4 separate regions of the Homo sapiens genome follow, and all the other regions are linked to region 1. Evidence: chromatin contacts called from ENCODE Hi-C or POLR2A ChIA-PET data. All regions are on one chromosome and are shown on one strand. The core of a region is the stretch at or near the end of the contact, and the rest is flanking DNA. Distances in the headings are between cores, read along the strand shown. Region 1 holds the start of PTPN1 (protein tyrosine phosphatase non-receptor type 1). Region 2 holds the start of TP53RK-DT (TP53RK divergent transcript). Region 3 holds the start of ZMYND8 (zinc finger MYND-type containing 8). Region 4 holds the start of ZNF217 (zinc finger protein 217).

Region 1 (2,572 bases), core at 53-2,552:
AAGGAAGAGCTCTTTGTGTTTTTAACTACTTGTTTTATAGATATATGAGAAACCCTCCTTTCCTAACTTTTTAACACACAAGGAGATGACTCCTAAGACAAGGTCATCTCTGCCACGACCAAAGACTAAGCTGCTCATTGAGGAAAGATGCTATTTTAGAGAGGGTTAAAACGTTAACCTTCCTGAGTCCCTGCCTGAAAGAATAATATCATGGCCCCAATGGAGTGGGTACCGCAGGCCTCCTGGCTAGAAGGTTCTTTAGCCCCATATTCTCACGGCTTTCTGCTCCTCTTGGTTCAGCTCACAAAGCAAATGTCTCCTCCTTTGACAGGCCTTCCCTGATCCCCTTCTCTAAGACAGCCGGCCTTCTATGCAGTCACCCTGTACCCCGTTAGGAAGTCGTTCTCTTCACAGCACCTGTCACTATCTGAAATTATTTGCTTTTGTGTTTGATTGCCCTATTCGACTCTAGGCCCCACTAAGGCTAGGATCTTGCCTGTCCTGATTAGCAAACACCACCTCCAATGCCTAAGCGGTGCCTAGCACAGAATAAGCTTGCCAACTCCTATCCAATAAATGAATGAACAGAAAGGGGAAAGGGGACTGTCATCTCTGGGACTCGACGCACACTGAGACTAGGGGAAAGGAAATGTGAAGGAGGGACGGGGGGAGTAACCTTTTCCCCCAGGGAGACAAAGGAAGAGAGTCTGAGGTGGTCCACTCCAGAAAAGGAAATAGTGGGGGTGCTAAATCACCCCAGGGGACAAAGAGTGGACAGGCAGGGGGCGGGGTCGGGGTGCGAGGGATTCGCGTTGAGAGCACAGACCGGCGGTCCCCCGGCTTGAGAGATCACCCGAGCTGGAGAACAGAAGGGAGGTGGGGGATCGAAGGGGGCTCCGACGCTGCGGCGAGAAACACGCCCGCCCCGGGGACAAAGGGTGGGGGGACGCAGTGCGTCGCTGTCCCATCGAATCCTCAAGCAGTAGGAGCGAGGCAGAGGGCAAGACCCAGAGGGAGTCTGGGGCCTGGAGGTCTGAGGGGATGTTCAAGCGGCCTAAGCGAAGGGCCCGCCACGCTCCGGGGCGCTCCCGCACCTGGTAAATGGCCGCCCAGCTCCCGGACTTGTCGATCTGCTCGAACTCCTTTTCCATCTCCATGACGGGCCAGGGCGGCTGCTGCGCCTCCTTCTCGGCCCACTGCGCCGTCTGCCGCTCTAGGCCGCGTCGCGCTCTTAGCCCCGAGGCCCGCTGCAATCCCCGACCCCTGCAGCTACCGCCGCCCTAGCCGCTGCTGCTTCTTCATGTCAACCGGCAGCCGGAACTACGCATCACGCCTGCCAGGGGCTCCGCCCCTGAAGCAGAAGGACCAATCAGCGATCGAGAATTTCGACAAGCACTTCCGCGGGGAGGAGCCGGGGGCGGTGCTAGGGGAAGTGGCCCCAGCACCGCGAGATATCTAATAGCGCGCGTTCCCTCCTCCGCTTTGGGGCTCTGGGCTCGGGCGCGGCGCGCGCCTGTTGCCTAGGCGACCCCGGGAGCCCCGCCCACGGCGCGTGGGCTCTCCAGGCCCGGGAGGGCATTGAGTTCCAGCCCCGACCCGGCCCGTTGAGTCACAGAGTGAGTGGCCTTAAAGTAGTCATGCACCTCCTTTCCTGCAGGGCCTGGGCCCCAGCCTCAGTAATCCAAGCTGGAGTATGGGAGGAGGGCACCGTGCTCTATTTCCTGCCTCCCAGCTCTGGCCAGATGTCTGCCCTTTTTTCATGAAACTCAGGAGTATCATGTTTCACTACGCTGCTGGGGAAGCCCACTGCTCTCTAAGGGTAGTGTCCCTGTCTGAAACGCAGAATTTCCACTTGGGTGCTGCAGGAATGAATGGATGGGGATGGAATGATTTTCAGTGTTTCCCGAAGTATCAAGGAACTCCTGCTCAGACTGAACTAAGCAGAGCACAAATTCCATGGTGCATTATGTTAAATAAAAATCATAGGAGCCCAGGCGCGGTGGCTTACATCTGTAATCCCAGCACTTTGGGAGGCAGAGGCAGGCGGATGTCTTGAGGCCAGGAGTTCCAGACCAGCCTGGGTAACAGAATCAGACCTCGTCACTACTAAAAGTTAAAAAATTAGCCGGTGTGGTGGGGCCCAGCTGCTGGGGAGGCTGAGGCAGGAAGATCACCTGAGCCCAGGAGGTGGAAGCTGCAGTGAGCTGTTTTGGCGCCACTGCACTCCACCTTGGGTGGCAGAGAGAGACCCTGTCTTGAAAAAAAAGGGCTGGGTGTGGTGGCTCACACCTGTAATCCCAGCACTTTGGGAGACCGACGCAGGTGGATCACCTGAGGTCAAGAGTCCGAGACCAGCCTGACCAACATGGTGAAACTCGGTTTCTGCTAAAAAAAAAAAAAAAAAAAAAAATTAGCCGGGCGTGGTGGCGCATGCCTGTAATCCCAGCTACTTGGGAGGCTGAGGCAGGAGAATCGCTTGAACCCTGGAGGCAGAGGTTGCAGTGAGCCAAGATAGCTCCACTGCACTCCAGCCTGGGCAACAAGAGCGAAACAAACAAACAAAAAAAGTTCT
Region 2 (2,572 bases), core at 39-2,538, 3.8 Mb after region 1:
TTATACTATCTTTTATAATAAACTGGCAATAGTAAGTAAAGTGTTTTCCTGAGAAACAACAAACTGGAAACAACTGTTTAGCAACAAGAAACTGCCTGACCAGGTAGAAGGACGTGGTAGCTCTGTATGTATTGATATGGAATATAGTCTGAGATAAATTGTTTAGGAAAATGAAAAGCAAGTTGCCAAAGAACCCACAGTATGATGTCATTTATGTTGGAAAAAACGCCACAACGATGTGTGAGTGTGCACACTGAATGAAAGAAAATTCTGGAAAGAAACTAACGGCCAGCAGTGTCACAAGGGGGATAGGTAGTTTATTTATTTATGTGTGCGTGTGCAAAGTTCCGTATTGTAAGAATTTGCTACAGCCTGTGTTATTATAAGCTTTGTAATGAAACAGGTAGAAACTGAAAAAGTTTAATTATTCCCAATTCAGTTTAGGTTCTGTCTCCGGAAGACTTTCCCGGATTCCCCAGCCCCCACTCCCCACCCCATCTTACCACCCCCTCTGCCAGCTCTGAGTCTCAATTTTCTTTTCTGTAAGGATTTTCATCATTTAACCTTATTTCTTCTGAATGCACTAAATGGTAGTTATCCTAGCACTTAAGAGGATGTCGGAAACATGGTTCATTGTCTGACCCTTCCGACTCTGACTTGTATGAGCACATTTTGGGGGGAATGTAGGAGTCAGGGGAAGAGGAGTTCCAAAAAGAGACTACTAGAGGGTACAGCTGTCCCGGAAGAGACTTCTGAAGAGAGCAAAGCGCGTCCGACGTTTTTCTCGAGAGGCGCCGAAGTTTTCCGGAAAGAGACGACCAACTGAGAGGTGGGCCCCCAAAGCCGGCTGCGAGAGTCACCGAAGATTTCCGGAGAGCCAAGGAGTCGGGAAGAGCCACTTACTGAGCGTTGCCGAACGTGTACGGAGATAGCCGAAGAGGCGGAAGGCGGGGCCACAAGAGCCCTTCCTGCAGGGAACCTCAGGCTTCAGAGAGCCGAAAAGTTGGGAGGCGTAACCACTTACAGGCCGGAAGTGTCCGGGGTGGACGCATTCGGGTAGCCGAAGAAGTCCCAGGATTGCCGAAGAAGTCCCAGGATTTCCGAAGCGAGCCGAAGCATCGCGACAGTTTTCAGAGACAGCTGATCGGTTGGAGCTGTTGCGCCGAGCAGTCATGGCGGCGGCCAGAGCTACTACGCCGGCCGATGGCGAGGAGCCCGCCCCGGAGGCTGAGGCTCTGGCCGCAGCCCGGGAGCGGAGCAGCCGCTTCTTGAGCGGCCTGGAGCTGGTGAAGCAGGGTGCCGAGGCGCGCGTGTTCCGTGGCCGCTTCCAGGGCCGCGCGGCGGTGATCAAGCACCGCTTCCCCAAGGGCTACCGGCACCCGGCGCTGGAGGCGCGGCTTGGCAGACGGCGGACGGTGCAGGAGGCCCGGGCGCTCCTCCGCTGTCGCCGCGCTGGTAAGGTGGGCCGGGATCCCGGCGTGGGCGGCCCCGAGGCTCTGGGGCCTGGGCGGGTGAGGGACTCCCCTGCGCTCCGAAGCTGGATTTCCCTCAGTTTCTCCTTCTGTGCCTTCTGCGGTGTCCGGCCTTTCGGAAATGTTATTCTTTCATCCCTTTTTTCATTCGTTAAGTCTTAAGAAACCACGTGGCCATGCAGCGTCAAGCTTTTGTCCTGAGGCCGTTCTGCCTGGTTCAAATCTGGGATCTGTCATTATTGCTCAATGTTGAACATGTTTAACTTCCCTGAGCCTTGGTTTCCCCATTTGACTCGTTTCAATTTTCGATCATTATCTTTCCATTTATTAGTTTTAAGAAACATGTAATGACAAGTACTTGCCCCACTGGAGCCAGGCTCCCTGGGTTGAAATACTAACTCTGCTGCTTGTGTAGCCTTTCAACAAGTTATTTAGCCTCTCAGCCTCGGTTTTCTCACCTGTAAAATGGGAGACATAGTAGCAGTATCCATGTCATAGGGATGTTGTGACCATTAGAGGAGGTATGTGTGTCACGTATTATGTTCAAATGTGTGCCTGGCACATAGTGCCCAATAAATGTTGGATTTCATTAAATTGCCTATTTTTTCATTAAACATCATTGTGCGCCAGCACCATAAACTTTGTCCTCAGATGAGAAAGTGACACTCAGAGAGAAGTAACTTGCCCAAGGTTACACGGTTACTAAGTGGCCGGTCCAGGCCCTCAGCTCCTTATGCCTCTGACTCAGAAGCCCTGGCTTTTTACTTTTACGCTTCTTGCCTTTCTTTTATCAGTATTTTTTAGGTACCAGTGGGTACCAGGACATTGTTAAGTGCTGGGAGATCTGGGTGGGGGATATTCAGTAGCCAACAAGCGGACACATTGCTGCCCTTTCAGAGACTTAAGATTTCATGAAGTTATTTGTGTATTCATATTTCTGTTTTCAGCCTCATGATCTGTTTCGTTAAGCAGAGATTGTATTATAGCTGGCTTGTTTATTGCTGTATCCCCATTGATAACATCTCTCAGTTTCTAGAAAAGTATACTGAGCCTGGTTGACTTTCAGTAAAGATTCATTGAGTTTATTGGAGCTATTGTTC
Region 3 (2,572 bases), core at 34-2,533, 3.2 Mb after region 1:
CTACGGGGGTAGGCCTGACGCATAATGGGGGCTCTTGTTTCCGGGCTGAGCGTGCCATCTTTCTGTCTCCCTCTGGATTGAAATGGCTTCTCAGCCCGAGAGGCACTGCCTGTGCCCTGGATTCACAAGGTACACGCCTCCCTGGGAAGCAAAGGCTGAGAGACAGCGGCTCTCTCTCTCTCTTTCTGCATCTGCCGGGAGAGCTGCAGCTGGTATTTTTCCACAGGCCTTCGCTGCGATCTCAAGGCCTAGTTTTTCCCAGCCAGGCCCCGAGTCCGAGAGAGGGTTAACAGGCAGGAAGCCGAAGGCATCGCAGGCTAATACGGAAGTCAGATTTGTGTTTAACTGACAGGTTTAGCAGGTCTCGGCCGCGGGGGAGGGGCCGGGAGGGAAGGGAAGTTTGTAGATCCAGGCATGTGGCCTGCGAGGAGGGCTTTGGGTTTTTCTTAGGGTAAGGACCGAGAGGGGTCCCCCTTGGCATCGTGGCAGGGCGACAGGAACCCACGTTGATTTTGCCTGCAGGACTGGCTAAGCAGGGCGCGAGAGGCCCACGGCTCCCTGGCCTGCCTTGCAAGGAGGCATGGGGACAATGACTATGCAAACTTGACCACTCTGCTCCCCTCCTCCCCTCAGCAGCTACTCCTCGCTCCTCTGAGAAGCCAGGGCTGCTCTCTGCTGATTTTTCGGGGCTCCCCCGGGCTGCCTGCTTCCCCCAGCTTCTCAGAGGCCTGCCTCAAGCCCCTTTTTCTGGCCCCTTGGCTGTTTCCCCGGGACTCCCCACTCCCCAGCTTCCCCTTCCCCTTGGAGAGCCACCCTGCTGGACTGTTCTAGAAAAAGGCTGGCCTTCCTCCCTGGACAAGGGCCGTTTCTCTGGGGGCAGGTGAGGGTGAGCCGTTCCAGCCCACTCCAAGAAACTCCCTTCCCAGGGACCTCCGGGCCTCAGGCTTTCCTGGAGCAGGTCAGGCTGGCTGCCCTGGCTGGCCCGTGCCGGGAAATCTAGCCAGGGTGCAGGAGAAGTGCGTGTGGGGGCCCCTTTCCCAAGTTTTTCTTGCTGCAAAAGGCCTAGCTTAGCCTGTCTTTTTCTATGCACAGGATGGCTCTTGCTCACCCGAGCCTCACAAAGATAATCGCTCAGGAAGTGTTTCAGCCAATCCGGGGCGGCTTTACACTCCGATTTGCCGGGGCAGCCAATCGGGGATGAGCTTTTATTAGGCGGCCAGATCATCAGCCGAAGTGCCAAACCCTTTTTCTGTGAGAACTAGGAGCCTGTCCTCCATGTTTTATAAGTATTGACATTACACAGTGTTAACAATGCATCCACAGAGGTAAGCTCGACTTTTTAACCATCTTTTTTCCCCCTCCCTCTGAGACATCCGAATTGTGGGCGAGCAGTGTGATTTCTCTGTGGCTGGCCGTGCCACACTCACCCCCAGAGCACTTATGTTAACTTGGAACTGTTTAGAGAGAATTTTTTTGCTTTCTTGGGTCACATGGCTCAGTAGCCATTAGCCATAGCTTGATTTTGCAAACTGGCAAGGGCCTGGCACACCTTTCCTTCCACCAGGGCATGGTGTTTCTGGAAGAGTTTGAAGCTAGATCCTGGTATGCCAAAAAAGAAGCTTTTTTTTTTCCTTCTTTTTTTTTTTTTCTTTCCCTCTTCCCTCTCTCTTCCCCTCTCTCTCTCTCTGAGCAGTTCCCCCCCTCCCACCCCTGCACTATTGTCTTCTCTTTTGCCACATGCCCTGCTGGGGGAAGAAAATGGAAGGTAAGCAAACAGGCTCCTCTCCAAGGAGAGCTCATGGCAGACAGCAGAGCAGGCAAGTTTGCCTCTCCAAAGAGGTTCTGGGAAGGCTGGATAAGTTTTGACAAGAGAGGAGCGTGTTTGCAAAAGAATTGTGCCCTCAGCAGAGCAGTGCTAAGGAGAGTCTAGCTCCTGGGGCCTAGGTGGGTGGTGGTGTCTGTACACGGTCTTCTCTTATTCTACAGAGCTTCTGCACTTGAAACTACATTGTTCAGCCTGTTTTCCTGACTTAGGTTGCTACAGAGTGTTCTGCAAGCCAGCCTACAGCCAGCAAATGTTTCTGAAAGTGTTTTCTAGGCTTTGGAGGAAGTTTTTTGGAGTAGGGATGGGGACTGGGGGGTGGGGGGAGAGATCTTGGACAACATCCTGCAAAAAAAAAAAAAAAAAAAAATCTGCAAGGATTCTGAATCCCTTAGCTTTCTACTCTTGCATGATTTTCAAGGAACTAATGTTACCTTTTATCCTTGTTTTCATTTTCCTGTCCCTTTTATACATTGTATCCTCCTCTCTTCTCCTGTGTCATGGAGTGTAGAGGAAATAAAATCATGTCTGTGGCTCATGACAGCATTCCATATTCAGTTGTTGGGTTGTGTTGTTGTTGTTGTGTGTGTTTTTAATAATACCATGTAACTGTTTAAAAAAATTTCCTTTTTGATCAAGTCCCAAATCTGCCAGCCTGTTCTCTCTTCCTAACTGTGGAAAAATGAGACGGTTGCTTGAACATTTGTTGGGTAAGTAAAGCAATCCATTTCCTCTGTGACCATGTTTGAA
Region 4 (2,572 bases), core at 41-2,540, 3.1 Mb before region 1:
AAGAAAACATTTGGGAAACGCTTTAAATGAGTTGTGCGTAGGGAGGAGGGGAAAGGGTAGCGGTTTTTTTTTTTTTTTTTTTGTCCCTTTTTTTGTCCCCGGTTTCCTCCAAATGGATTTCTATCAAAACCAAGTAGATTCTTGGAACCTAGGCTAAGTTTAGAAATCTCAAGTTAGAATAGCGCAAGCCCAGCCCTTTCAGAAAAAAAAAAATCACAACAATTAAATAGCTTTCTGAAGATACTCATTTAAAAACTGTTTATCTTCTCGACCTTCCTCAAGCTTGAAGAAAATCTTTGGTGTTTTTCGCGCACAGCTGCCTTCTAACCCGCGAGCAACGGCGTTAAGGTTTTTGTTTGTAATTCGGGGTGACCCAGGGGTTCGGGCCGCGGGCCCCTCCCCTCGCCCGCGCACACCTTGCAGAGGAGGGGGCGGCGGGGACAGGGCCGGATCTGCGCCTGCGCACACCCTCGCGGCCCCCTCCCTCCGGCCTCCCCGGGTACCTGTCACGGCTACCGCCGCGGCGCGCGCCCGCCACGTTAAGCCGGATGGCGGGAGGAGGGGTGCGGGGCGGGGGGCGCGGGGAGGGTGGCACGGCGCGCGCGTGCGCGGGAGTCGCCGAGCGAGAACTGGGAGTGCGCGCGCTCGCCGCTCGCTCCCGTCCCGGAGGCGGAGTCGGCGGCGGGGGGCGGAGCAGGGGCGCGCCTATGCTAGTCACGTGGGCGCTGGGGCGGGGCCGGGGCGGTGTGGGGCGTGGCCGGGCGGCCGGTGAAGGCAGGGGGCGGGGCGGCCGGTGAAGGCAGGGGGCGGGGCGTCTCCGAGCGGCGGGGCCGAGGGAGGGCGCAACAGCTGCTCCCTGAACACTTTCTGACCCAACAGTCCCCCAGCGCCGGACGCGCCGCGCCCCGGCGGCTCTAGGGACCCCCCGCGCCTGCACTGTCCCCGCGCGGACGAGTAGGGGGCGCCCGCGCCTTTGCCCCCGTGCGCACCCCCGCCCCGCTCACCTTAGCCCCGCGCCCGAGGTGAGCCCGGCCCCTATATTCTCCGGGCGGGGGTGGGGGTGGGGGACGCTCCTTTTTTGTTGGGGGGGGGTCTTGGAGGCGCGAAGGCACTAGGCTCCTCGGCGGATGGCTGCACCCCTCGCCCGCGGCTCCCCGTGTCTTTTGGGGGGCCGGGTGCGGGCGCGGAATCCGGGAGGTGTCCGCACAAAAGGCTGAGAGAAACTCCGCGACGCCTCCCTCCCTCCCTCCGCCCTCCCCGCCCCCTCCCCTCCGCGCCCGCTCCTCCTCATTCAAACCCGGCCGGCCCGAGTGGTGTCAGCTCAGTCCCGGCCGCCGCCGCGCGAGGAAATGGCCGAGGAGCCGGAGCCGCAGGTAAAGGGGGCGCGCCCCCCGCCCGCGCCAGCCGGGGCGCCCGCCCGGTCCTGCGGAGGCTCCCGCGCCGCCCCCGAGGCGCCCGGCTCTCGTTGTCTTGTCCCCCCCCAGGATGACCTCAGTTCCCCGTCTCAGCTTTCTATCCGCTCCTCTAGGGCGCCCCCTCCCCAGCCGGCTCCTGCGCTTCCGCCCGCGGGAAGGTGCGGGCGATCCCGGGCTGCATCCGCTCTTGGCCGTCACACTCACGCCGCACGATTCAGAGGGGCTTGGGGTGCGGGGTTCCCTGAATCTCCGCCGGGAGCGGGGGTCTGCGGGGGTGGGCGGTGGGGGGCTGTTCCGAAAAGTTGGGTCGCCCCGCGGGGCGGGTCTCCCAATTTGCCCAGTTGGCCCTTGGGGCGCGGGCGGAGGGGGAACGTCGGCGTAGGGTCCCCCCGCGATGCCCGGGGAAGGGCCGGGGCAAGTTGGAAGCGGCCAAAACAATGCGTCCGGACGGGCATCCCCCCGTAAACAATGGCCGGGACGGTCCACTCGGGCCGGGCGGAGGGCGCCTCTAAGGGACCGCGGGAGGGGCTGGGCCTCGCCGCGGACCCCGACGCGCGCCCCGTGACTCCCTCGGGTGCCCAAAAATCTGTCCCCGGGAGTCTTGGGGCGCCTGCTCATCCCTGAACAGGGATGCACGGGGCTGCGTTTCCTGGATGTGTGCGATAAGGTGGCTTTTTTTTTCCCTCCTCTAATTTTAAAGATTTTTTTAAGTCTTAATGTTCTATAAACACTTAAAGAATATCTTTACAACTCAATTCTAGTGGAACACCCAAAGCCAGCTGGAAGCAGAACTGGGAACTCTAAAGGGCAGGAAGGATTGAAATGCTAGCCCAAAAGTGCTGCTGCTTTTTTTTTTCTTTTCTTTTTTTTTTTTTTTAAGGGAAGTTTCTGCCAGGAGGTGCCGAGTGGTGAAACCGCTCAGTTTCAGGCACAGCCCTCTTGTCTCTCGATTTGGCCCCGACTGCGAGCCGGACGGGATGGTGGAGAGGCGGAGGGCGCTGCTGGGGGCCCGGGAGGCTGGATTTGGGGCTGCCTGGGCGGTCCCGCCCGAGGGGCAAGACCCGGCACGCGGGGCGCGCGCCGGAACCTGGGTCCCGGGAGTTTGAGAAGATGTTCAGGGCCCGGGTTGGAACCCACATTTTGGGATTCTGGGTAGG

What was found. A loop is a pair of places that touch in the nucleus more often than their neighbours do. ChIA-PET counts read pairs that join two places held with the same protein, here RNA polymerase II (POLR2A). Pooled maps may share reads with other maps.
Region 2: a loop to region 1 is called in a map of naive thymus-derived CD4-positive, alpha-beta T cell, with 18 times the contacts of the local background. The contact joins the promoter of TP53RK-DT here to the promoter of PTPN1 in region 1. A Hi-C loop is called at or near these places in 1 of 168 maps with a recorded cell type or tissue (naive thymus-derived CD4-positive, alpha-beta T cell) and 5 of 50 pooled maps. POLR2A ChIA-PET finds 5 or more read pairs at or near these places in 1 of 52 experiments (PC-3).
Region 3: a pooled map shows a loop between it and region 1 (4-fold over the local background). The contact joins the promoter of ZMYND8 here to the promoter of PTPN1 in region 1. A Hi-C loop is called at or near these places in 6 of 50 pooled maps.
Region 4: a loop to region 1 is called in a pooled map, with 15 times the contacts of the local background. The contact joins the promoter of ZNF217 here to the promoter of PTPN1 in region 1. A Hi-C loop is called at or near these places in 3 of 37 single-sample maps with no recorded cell type and 10 of 50 pooled maps.

What each region holds. Positions count from the first base shown.
Region 1 is chr20:50,509,113-50,511,684 of GRCh38, reverse strand. It overlaps PTPN1 (protein tyrosine phosphatase non-receptor type 1), which reads right to left and starts at 1,302. Exons shown (of 10, transcript NM_002827.4): 1 at 1,095-1,302. The coding sequence starts at 1,157. RefSeq lists enhancers at 1,229-1,328, 1,541-2,128 and a silencer at 1,439-1,668.
Region 2 is chr20:46,688,015-46,690,586 of GRCh38, reverse strand. TP53RK-DT (TP53RK divergent transcript) reads right to left here and starts at 1,288. Exons shown (of 1, transcript NR_186399.1): 1 at 298-1,288. TP53RK (TP53 regulating kinase) reads left to right here and starts at 1,143. Exons shown (of 2, transcript NM_033550.4): 1 at 1,143-1,455. The coding sequence starts at 1,173. RefSeq lists an enhancer at 695-1,284 and a silencer at 1,515-1,564.
Region 3 is chr20:47,355,410-47,357,981 of GRCh38, reverse strand. ZMYND8 (zinc finger MYND-type containing 8) reads left to right here and starts at 1,283. Exons shown (of 23, transcript NM_001281775.3): 1 at 1,283-1,325. The coding sequence starts at 1,312. RefSeq lists enhancers at 1-243, 1-272, 1,023-1,317, 852-1,459, 1,303-1,472.
Region 4 is chr20:53,592,557-53,595,128 of GRCh38, reverse strand. ZNF217 (zinc finger protein 217) reads left to right here and starts at 1,290. Exons shown (of 6, transcript NM_006526.3): 1 at 1,290-1,373. RefSeq lists silencers at 270-1,109, 1,200-1,279, 1,770-1,919, 2,340-2,572.